2 separate regions of the Mus musculus genome follow, and region 1 is linked to region 2. Evidence: chromatin loops called from intact Hi-C (ENCODE). Cell type or tissue: heart. All regions are shown on one strand. Each heading gives the region's core, and the rest is flanking DNA. Links, peaks and the distances in the headings are about the cores only. Region 1 overlaps Aars2 (alanyl-tRNA synthetase 2, mitochondrial). Region 2 overlaps Gm35456 (a long non-coding RNA gene).

Region 1 (5,364 bases), core at 214-5,213, 210 kb after region 2:
CAGTGTTGGCACGGCGCTGTAGCATCTTCAGTGTGGTCTGCAGCTCCTGCCGTTGCCACTGAGGTATCACAGCAGACTCTGCTACCTATGGTCAGAGCCGTGTGTCACCCTTGCCCTTCTCCTGACTGACAGTGCCAGGGTGGACACCATACCTACCCTGAAGACAAACATCTAGGCCGGCTGGAAGGCTGGGAGGGACGGGAAGGGTCCAGGAAGGGACAGAGGAGGGGACACGGCCAGTGGAGGGTAGGGACTGGAGTGGTGAGGGTGGCCCCTGACCTCGGTGAGACGTCCTATGTCCTTAGATAGCCGGTGAGCTTCCGGCAGGTCTCGGCTGCCCTGACTTAGTCGCTCGCTGGCTGCTTCCACCTCCTGAGACAGGCTCTGGCCTACCTCTCGGGCCTATGGGAGGGGACAAGAATGTGAAGGCATACAGTCACCCTCCTAGGACAGGGTCTCACACCTCACTGCAGTCTGGGCAGTATTAGAAATGTTTGCCGGTTGGGGCCAGTCAAGGAACCAGGCCTAAATTAGCTGCTGCTAGCTGCCAGCAGATGCTACGTCCCAGCAGTGTGTGTTACCACTGGGCACTGCTGAGCCTGGGTGTCAGCTGTGTGTTCCCCTCACCCCTCCACCCCCAACCCCCCATTCAGAAGTCTCCAGGGCTTCTAGTATTCTAACCTGTTGGGCCTGCTCCCCAGTGATGGCCAGTAGGCGAGTGATGCCCTTGACCAGCTGCCGTTCCCCAATGATCACCAAGTCTCCCACGGCCCCGGTACTTAGCAGGTGCCTAGAGGAAGTCGGGGAAAGGGGTGATAAGGGAGAAGTCCGAGCCCAAAGCAAGGGATGGTGGCTGCCAAGGTTAAGGGAGGACGAGGATCCAGGGCTCAGGGGCAGGGTGACCCAAGAGTGACTCACGTCCCACAGCACAGCTCCACGGAGGTGTGCATTGCAGCCTGGGAGGCTGGCCCCAGTGCGTGGGCAACAGGAACCCCAACGGACACCACCCGGACGGGGTCTGGGTACACCTGAGAGGAAGGCGGGGCAAGGGCCGTCAGCTGCCTGCAACGGACAAGGGAAGCCTTCCGGGATTACCGTCTACGACTCACCTCATCCAGTGAGCGAAGGCCGGGGATGCGGGCAGTGTGTGCCAGGGGCACTTCCTCCATGAACACAGGCTTATCCTGCCCCACGACTTCCTGCACGTAGCTCTCTACTGTCCGTAGCTGCTCTGTGGTTAGTAGGGTCTGGGAGGGCGGGGACACAGAGCGATAGGCAGAGGTTTTGTAACTGCTTCTGCCCACAAGGTGAGGAGTAACTGGAGGTAAAAGTACCGTCCTGAATAGGGTGGCCTTGCTGAGGTGAGGGTCCAAGGAACAGTACCGTGGTACCAACCCATAGCCCCGGGTCCTCGACAATGGTCGATCCTAGTCTGTCTTGGAGCATGCCACTTCCCATAAAGTCCGTCTTTCTGTGTCCAGCTCACCTGGGTGGCCACGTCAAAGCGCAGCCGCTCGGGGTTGAGATGGGAGCCCCGCTGCTCGGTGGTCGGTCCGAGGGTCTGCCGAAGGGCCCAGCTCAGCAGGTGGGTGGCCGTGTGCTTCACCATGCATCCCATTCGCCAGGCCTAGAACGCTTTTGTTACCCAGGGTCCTGGGTGAGGGCCGGGGAGGGGAGGTGGAGGGGCTACAAGACATCAAGAGCGGCCGGAGTAGGCGCCTTACCTTATCTACATACAGCTGCACTTGATCCCCCACCTGTAGGCGCTCGGGAGCCATGGCCTCATGCAGGATAAAACCCCCACAGAGCTGAGCCCCAGCCACAGGGAACAACATGTCCTGGGGAGAAGAGGAGGTAGTCAGATGACTGCTTGTGGTCATGTCTCGCCACTGGTGTGGCCTCACATCTGCCTCCCACGGGAGCCATCCCGGGTGTCTGACACTCACCTGCTGCCCTGTACGGACAAGGTAGCCTCGGTCTGAAGCCTGACCCCCTTGTTCAGCGTAGAAGTTGGTTCTATCTAATAGGAGGCCACAGCGCTGGCCTGCTCCCACGGAGGCCACGGCTGTCCCAGTCTCTGAATACAGCTGTAACACCCGGGCCTCACAGAGGCCAAACTCTGCCAGAAGCAGAAGGATTTATCAGTGTTAGGGCCCCGGGGATGTGATGATGGGTTTGGGATGAGGCTTTAGAGGGTGAAGGAGAAGGCATTTCCAGATGAAGGAGGTAGTGACCCCTGCTGGATACTTTGGGCAATGCAAGAGGCTGGTAGCTATCATTTCTCTCCTTCCCAGTCAAGGTCAGGTAAGCTTGTGCCTACCAGCCTGGGTCTAGGTTCTCACCATAATCCCCGTTGGGGTGAAGAGTGTAGTTATACTTGGGGCTGTCATCAGTTGTGGGTATGCCTTGACGGTGCAGCTCCTCCAGTGCGTGGACATCAAGACACAATCGGTCCTCCTGATCTGCCTCTGCTTGCTGGGCCCGGTGCTGCAATACAATCGTGTGTGGGTGGCAGGGAGGTGTTGAGGGGGTGTCAGGTGCACAGAGAACTCCATGGGATAGGACTTGAGCCTTTGAAAGCCCTGTCTCTGTGGACCCTGCAGCTTGCGTGGAATGAGACCTAAGGGGGTTTGCTGGCCTCTAGAGAGCTATCTTAGGTGGCTAGTAAACTAGACAGGACAGGCGCCTCAGGGTCAGGTCTCTTTGCCCACAAGCACCCCTGGCCCTTTCTTCTCCTTCTGTTTGGTCACTGGGGCTGATGCTCCTCTCTACAGACCGAGCAGGGCCCGTGGTTCTGTCTCCTTACCTCTAAGGGCTGAGGGAGGAATGGCCGGGTCACTGCCGAGCCTGGCGGCCTGTACCTGAGCCTCCTTCTGGGCTAGCTGCTCCAGTCCTGCCGTGTCCAGCTTCACCCCCTTCTCCTCCAGCATCAGCTCCACCAGGTCCAGGGGAATCCCCAGATTCCCAGACAGCGACAATGACCAGGCCACTTCGGCTGAGGACACAGAGCAGAGGGTTGAGGGTGGGAGTGGCAGATCAAAGGGAAGAGAAGGAAGTAAGCCAGCTTAGGGTTTTTTTTCAGTCACACGAACCCCTCTAGTGTGTGAGGCGCCATCTTGAAACTTTGAAACTTCGGGTTCCAAGGTCAGATAAAGATGAGAACTCAATGCATTTTGGTGGTCTCGGTTTAAGCATGAAGCTGACTTTGGTAACAAGGGCTGGGTGGGTGGGTGGTTAGGAGAGGGGGTGGCAGGGCAGGGTTCCTGTGGTGCTCAGGTTTAAAGCAACTGGGAGAAACTTCCGGCAGAAGCTGGGGACTGGGGGCGGGGTGTGTGAGTCTGAAGTCCTTGGTAGGCCAAAAGCTCTGGGCCTCCGCTCACCCTGGCGAGCCTGAGAATCCCTTTGCTTTGGCCAGGCTCCCAACTCACCAGGGAACAAATCAGAAGGGCCCAGGCGCTTGACGGTGCGATCGATGATCCGCCGGCCCCGCTGCAGGGAGGCCAGGAAGGCTGCCTCATCCTCTGACACCAGGCTGGCTATCTGAACCGAGGCAGGGCAGGGAGTGGATCTGGGTTTCCTTGGAGACGACGGGCTTCTCCCTACAGCTCTCGGGCAGCCTCCCCACCCCCACCCACCCTCCCCACCTCAATCAATACCTTGACTGAGTTCTTCTCAAGTTCTGGATAAGCAGATCCCTGGGGGTGTGGGAGAGAAGAGATAAACAGCCCACCCTTCCTCCTTACCGGCATCAAGGGACACCCGCCCAGGGGGCTCAGATGCTTTGAGAACTGGGGAGGGACTCAAATAAGGAAGTGACTTCCCAGTGGGGCAGGCATATAAGTGGAAGGGAACCCTGAGGTCAAAGGTCCAGCACCCTGAATGAACGTCCTTCCAAGGTCTCCCTGCTTTTTGTGAGCAAGACCAGCTCTCTCAGCCTCCTTGACGGGGTGCAGGACTGGACAGTGAGGGTGGGACACAGCTGGGGCTCAGTGGTAGGCTCCCAAGGGCTCAGAAGGCCTGCAGAAAGGAGGAGGTTCTGTACTTACCAGTGTCTCTACCACCACTGGCACCAGGCTGCCTAGAAAGCCAGGAGGTGCCTGCAAGACCTCTGTGGAATAGCGCACAGCTCGGCGGAGAATCCGACGGAGAACTAGCCTGGAGGGTTTCAGAGCACAGACGTGACCGCCTAGCATCATCCAGCCAGCAATACGGGGAGTGGGGTGCTCGCCTATTCCCTCTGAGCTCTTGACCTGACTTCACCTCCCCATTTCCCCCCTCCCAGCCCTGCCCTTCCAGACTCACGGGGCACCTGACATCCCCGGGGAGACACCGTCAGCAATGCAGACACTGAGTGTGCGGATGTGATCGGCTACCACTCGGTACGCTGTGTCTATCCGTCCCTCATCTGCTGCCCCTACCCGGCCAGAGTAAGGGGGAGCCCCGCAGCTCTGTAAGGCAGGAGAGTAGCCACAGGTGTTGGGCCTGCCTGACCTGGCCCAGGTGCATGCTTGTTCACAGCCATAAAACTGACCACCACATCCTGTAGGAACGCCTGCTGCCCAAGAATGGACATCCTGTGAGAATTCTCTGCACTTGTGAGAAAACTCCCAGAAATCCTAGTTTCTTCAAAACACAAGAGCTGTTCTTGGAATGTGTTTTCATGCTCCTCCATGGGTAGTGGATAGGAGTGAGTTTACTTCAGCTGTTGCTATTCATACGCCTCTATAGAAAAAAATGTTTTTGTCACATGTGGGTTGTATACCTGTGACTGTACACCCCCTACTCTTGTAAGAAGGTGACTCGTTTTATCAATAAATTGTCTGATGCTCTGAATAAAGTTGGTTATTGCATGGGGCTTTAGTCTGCCTCATTTTTAGGTCCCACTCTCCCAGGTTCTCGCCAACAACCAGAGTAGTAAACAATGCCTAGAATGGTCTTCCCAGCACTGGGGAGGCAGAGGCAGAGGCAGAGGCAGGCAGATCTCTGAGTCTGAGACCAACCTAGTATACAGAGCAAATTCCAGGATGGCCAGAGTTATACAGAGAGGCCCTGTCTTGAAAAAAATGAAATACAAAAACCAACAAAACAAAAACAAATGAACAACAACAACAAAACAAAAACAACTAAAAAAACCCCAAACAAACCCAAACCCCAAAGCAACAGAATGGCCTTTTGGAAAAGCCAACGGTGGCATAGGACTCCCTGGACCTTGTGGGGCTAGTGCTGAGTATTAAAAGGCCCATAGTGGCCATCACCTGCTCAATTTCCATGGACAGAGCATCCCTGAAGCACACCCCATCTCTGCTGGCTGGGTCTGTGTCAACGTGACACAAGCTAGCGTCATCTTGGAAAAAGAAATCTCCA
Region 2 (5,364 bases), core at 161-5,160:
CTGCAGAGAAAACTCTGAAATAGCTGTGGAGTAGTAAGGTGTCTCAGGTACACTTCCCAATACTCTAGGGCTGGGGGCTAGGGAAGGGGAGACCAGGTCAACCTCAGAACTGCTATGGTGAAAGCACCTGCTGCTTTTCAAAAGGGCCCTTGGAAGCCAGGAACAGAAGTGCCCTGTCACTGCAGCATGAGGCTCTGGGCTGGAAAGGGCCTCCAGTAGGTGTGGCCCTTGTTCTGGGCCTCACCCTGCACGTGGCCCTGGCTTCTCAAACACCAGCACCTGCCTGAAACAGGAAATGCCCCCAGCCACGATCCTTCAGAGAAGGCCACTGCCCCAGCCTCCCCCACCAGCTCCGGGCTCCTCACAGTTGTGGCCTCTGCCTCCACAGGCTAACCGGGACTCCATGCACCAGGTGAGCTGAGAAACAAATAAAGCACTATTTGTTTACTAAGAGCCCATAAAAGTCCCCTGGACCAGGCGTGGGGCCTGCCAGGGCGGGCGAGCAGGCACAAGACATGGGAGCTGGGTTCTGCACAGGTGCAGGGCACCAAATCAACAGCTAGCCGCCCCCTCCCCAAAGCCCAAGGCTGGGGACCAGAGTCATTCTTTACTGTCCAGAGTGGTATCCCTGAGACACCCCCTCCCCCTCAGCTCTTCTAGGTCCTGCTGCTGCCCAGGGCAGGAGTCGGGAGACACAAGAGGCCCTGTGTGGGACAGATGTGGCCAGAAGGGGAGGGCAGGGACACAGGGTGGCAGGAACCTTTATCTTTTTTTTCTCCTTTTAACTTGATTACATTTGTATTTGTTTTGTCTGTATATGGGAATGGGGGTGTTTATAGAAGGCAGTTGGGAGGGGTCCTGGGGCTTGAACTCAAGTCTAAACTGACCTGGACTTTAACCATTGAGTGGCCTGTCACTCAACCCCCACTAATCTTGATCCCAGGAACACAGAGGGGGTCAGGAAACATCAGAAAGAGATCAATGCCCCTGAGTAAGTTGGGAGTCTTAGACTTGCCTGGCCTGGCCTTCTGTAATAACAATAAAAATAATAGTGTTGGCGTCTGTGACACACAAGGCTGTGTTCTACCTGCTCTGAAAGAATCTCACTTCGCTCTCAAGTCCAGAGGCCGGAGACAGCCATGCTCCGAATTCAGCAGATGATCTCCTCAAAGCAGAGAAGATACACAGCTTCCACAAAGTCACTCTGCTTGGGAAGAGCAGAGATGCCTAGAAGTTTCGGCACTCAGTGCTCTAATCCTGTTCAACAGCCTGACTTGATAGTTTTGATGCCTAGAGTCTGACTGATGATGTCATGGAAGGGCTCTCCCACAAGGGTCCAGCTAATGGTGGTACCTCAGCTGTGGCAGCTCCCTGAGGCTGGCTTACTGGGACAACTTCGAGACAGTCTTCAAAGGGGCCTGCCCTACTGACACCCAGGTAATCGGTCCTCCCCTCTCTCTTGGGGACAGGGTGCCAGGAGACCAGAGATGGTTGTTAGGTCCCCTACAGCTGAAGTTACCGGCAGTTGTGAGCAGCTTACCACGGAATGCCGGGAAGCAAACTCAGGTCCTTTGGAAGAGAGAGCATCTAGTGTTCTTAACTACTGAGCCATCTCTCTAGCCCCATGGATGTTTGCCAAGACCAGTTGCAAAAGTCCCTTCTACTAGTCCGTAGCGGCCTGGAGAGCGACCCTCTCTCTGCATGCATCAGTTGGTGGGTCTGCGTGTGGTTCCCTACTAAGAGGAGACACTATAAAGGAGCACTGCTCACAGTGGGTGCCTCCACTTCCAGGCCGTGCGACCTCACCAAAATATTGACCTTGCTGGGCCTTTGTTTTCTGTTACAGAGTTCAAAGAAAGTCTCGTATCGCAAGTGTTCAACCTTGCGCTTGCGCATAGTGACAGCAACGCAGCCGACTGGTATTTCTGCTACTTTGGATTAGCCCAAGCCAGCACTGAGCGCGGATGCAGGAGGAATCACAGATGGTTTTCTTCTGTCTGTCTCAGCATTTTGCACAAGGTGTTACACACAGTGGGTGCTCTACAGTCTTATGCCAGAGCCCCTGTAGCAAGATCCTGAACTGAGCAAGCTTGGCTTCGTGATTTTCGGGGGTGCTCTTGGGAAAACTGGAGGGGCTGTGGGGCAGCAGAGCAGGAAGAAAGGGAGTTGTAGAGGATGGTTCTGACTGGTTCGTGGCGACCTTGGGATGGAAATTGTGTCCCTTGTTTGTCCCCACTCCAAGCAAAGGAGAAGGAACCTAGGAGACCTGCAGCCCAGCCTGGGAGAGATGCACTTCCAAGACTGTCCACTATGCGGCAGTAGCTGAGTAGTCTGAAGGGCATTCCGCTGGGAAGGCAAAGGACTACCAAGAATGGATAGAAACACAAAGAGGCGTGCGGAGATCGCTGCCCTCCAGAATGTTAGCTCTACCTCTGAATGCAGAAGCTCGGTGTGACTTCCCGCGTGCTCAGGAAAGAGGATGGGGACGCTAAGTAAGGGGGAGCTCCTGTAACTTACACTGAAGAATGCCGGTCAGAGCCAGGAGACCCACGAAGCAGCCAGTCTCCGCCAGGATTTCACAAGCGCTAGAGCGACTGAGTTTGTCTTAGGAGCCCTGCTGTGTGTCTACCGTGAAGCTAAATCTTCCCAAAATCCACTCATCTAACTCTCCCACGGCTCGGTGTAGAGGAGGAGACAGGGGCGTGAGTGGGGACCTGCTTTGCTTAAGGGCAAAGACGATGTTGGATTAGTCCTCCGAAGATGTAAATTAAAACCGCGGTGAGTGGGCTGGGTATGAACATGCTTTTATTCCAGTACTTGAGAGACAAAGCCTGGTGGATCTTTGAGTGCAAAGCCTGCCTGGTCTCTATAGTCAGTTTCAGGCCAGCCAGGGGTACATGGTTAAACCCTGTCTCAAAATAAAACAAACAAACAAAATAAAATAAAGCCTCCGTAAGGGGTGATAAAAATGGCTCAGTGGCTAAAAGCATGTCCTACCTCTTGCAAAGGACCCAAGTTTGATTCCCGTGCCCATATCAGGTGGTTCACAACTCCCAGAGGTTCTGGTACCCTCTTCTGGCCTCCCAGGGCACCTGCACGTATGTGCATTTATCCATACACAGATATAGAACTAAAAATAAAACAGCTCTAAATGCACATGCATAGAGTGAGATGCCATTCACAAGGGCTAGGATGGCTGTAATGAAAACCCAATTTAAGGGAGTGGAGCCAGGTGTGGTGGCACACACCTTTAATCCCAGCACTTGGGAGGCAAAGGCAGGGAGATCTCTCTGAGTTTAGGGGAAGGGGGAAAAGGGAGGAGGAGGAGGAGAAACAAACGAGCAAAAAAGGGCACAGAAAGCACCTCCCTTCTGGTTCCCTGGTACATGAAGTGGCCATTAGAGGAAATCTCCAGAGACAGTGGAGCACTGGGGAGAGATAGAAGCTGACTTAGACAGAAGTGAGGCTTGGAGCGGTGTGGCAACGACTCCACACACCAGCACACATGTGTGAACTGCCACTCAACTCTACGTTTTGAAAATAGTTAAACAGCATGTTTTGTGTAGATTTTACAAGGTTTTGGGTTGGTTTGGTTTGGGTTTTTTTTGCAATATATTTGTGAGCTGGGAGGTGGTGGCGCACGCCTTTAATCCCAGCATTAGGTAGGCAGATCTCTGAGTTCGAGGCCAGCCTGGTCTACAAAGTGAGTTCCAGGACAGCCAGGGCTATACAGAGAAACCCTGTCTCAGAGGGGGAAAAATGTATTTGTGTGTATGTGTGAGTGCTTTGCCTACATGTATGTATGTACACCTCAGGTATGCCTAGAGACGGTGGAGGCTGGAAGACAATGCTGTAAACTGCCACTTTGGGTCCTCTGCGGAAAGCAACCAGTACTTTTTTTTTTTTTTAATTCAATTTACATCCCAATCATTGTCCCTCCTCCCAGTCACTCCCTCCCCCAATCCTTTTCCCATCCCCCCCTCATTCCCCTCTGAGAGGATGGATGCCCCCCTGCCCTCCCCATATGCCCTACCCATCCTCTCCCACTGATGCCAGACAAGGCAGCCCAGCTAGAAGAACATATTCCACAGTACAGGCAGCAGCTTTAGGGATGTTTAGGGGATCCAGCTGTTCAGGACCCACATGAAGACCAAGCTGCACATCTGCATGGGGAGGCCTAGGTTCAGCCCGTGGTTGTTCTTTGGTTCCGATTCTGGGAGCTCCCAAGGGTCCAGGTTAGTTGGCTCCGCTGGTCTTCCTGTGGAGTTCCTATCCCCTTCCGGGCCCTCAATCCCTCCTGTTCTTCCATAAGAGTTCCCAAGCTCCATCCACTGTTAGGCTGTGAACATCTGCATCTGTCTGAGTCAGCTTCTGGGTGCAGCCTCTCAGAGGACATCCATGCTAGGCTCCTGTCTGCAAAGCAGCCAGCATTCTTAACCATTTGAGGGAAGCAGAATTGAGCAAAAAGTCTGCCAATGCCACGCTGCCAAGGAGACGGAGCTCAGGCTGTTTTTACATATTCTTATTTTTATGCCCTGGCCTTCTGGAGAAACAAAAGCGCTGGCCTTGGCTGCCAGACATTTCCACCATTGCTGTGTGGCCTCCGGCAAATCACTGTGCATTTCTGGGCCTCAGTTTTCTTCCCAGTTGGCTGAAGTTGCTAAGAGACACCTTGCTGTGTCTGAGAAGTGAAGAAATTAACTGGCAAGAAAGTCACGGGATAAATCCCTGACCCCCAATTAAATGTTGTTTTCCTAAGAGTTGCCTCGGTCATGGTGTCTGTTCACAGCAGTAAAACCCAAACTAAGACAGAGCTCTTATGAGAGACTATGGAGCTGGGCGGTGGTGACGCACGCCTTTAATTCCTGCACTTGGGAGGCAGAGGCAGGTGGATTTCTGAGTTCGAGGCCAGCCTGGTCTACAGAGTGAGTTCCAGGACAGCCAGGGCTATACAGAGAAACCCTGTCTTGAAAAAAAAAGAGAGAGAGAGACTATGGACTTCACTGTGTCCTCCTGGCCCTTTCCAGGCTCTAGGGTTTAGCAAGATCATTCTAGATTGGGAGATGTTGAGAGCATCAATGAGGTGTCAGGATCCCCTGAAAATCCTGTCTTCGTGAGGCTGGAGACGGGTGACTCAGTAGATAAAGTTTGTCACATAAAGATGAGGACCAGAGTTCGAATCTCCTGAAAACTCACGTAAAGGACAGATGAGCTTGGCAGCCTGTGTGTCATTCCAATCCTGGGAGACAGAAGAAGGGACTTGATCCCCAGAGCTGTCTAGCAAGGTCAGCCATATCAGAGAGCTCTGGATTTGATTGAGAAAGCCTGCCTCAAAGAATAAGGATTGACGGAGGCCGATTCTCA

Evidence for each region. Hi-C counts contacts between places; a loop is a spot of excess contacts. Peaks named below come from ENCODE experiments on the same cell type or tissue, not always from the same donor. Only the 100,000 strongest peaks of a DNase experiment are listed, where the experiment ranks them.
Region 1: a loop joins it to region 2, with 3 times the contacts of the local background. A loop is called at or near these places in 1 of 42 quality-filtered maps.

What each region holds. Positions count from the first base shown.
Region 1 is chr17:45,513,576-45,518,939 of GRCm38, reverse strand. Aars2 (alanyl-tRNA synthetase 2, mitochondrial) reads right to left here. Exons shown (of 22, transcript NM_198608.2): 6 at 4,303-4,448; 7 at 4,047-4,155; 8 at 3,657-3,695; 9 at 3,429-3,540; 10 at 2,862-2,995; 11 at 2,343-2,487; 12 at 1,947-2,119; 13 at 1,725-1,838; 14 at 1,487-1,627; 15 at 1,110-1,247; 16 at 919-1,028; 17 at 682-790; 18 at 280-402; 19 at 1-85. Among named protein-coding and RNA genes, the nearest start is that of Tcte1, 7.2 kb to the left of the region's middle. In heart, for the core only: a CTCF peak has its summit at 2,245 (motif pointing left); a DNase peak (open chromatin) is centred at 2,219.
Region 2 is chr17:45,721,392-45,726,755 of GRCm38, reverse strand. It overlaps Gm35456 (a long non-coding RNA gene), which reads left to right. Exons shown (of 7, transcript XR_385596.4): 1 at 1-412; 2 at 1,120-1,437; 3 at 1,847-2,778. Among named protein-coding and RNA genes, the nearest start is that of Gm35456, 2.8 kb to the left of the region's middle. In heart, for the core only: a CTCF peak has its summit at 2,304; a DNase peak (open chromatin) is centred at 2,335; H3K4me3 peaks cover 1,496 bases; H3K27ac peaks cover 1,747 bases.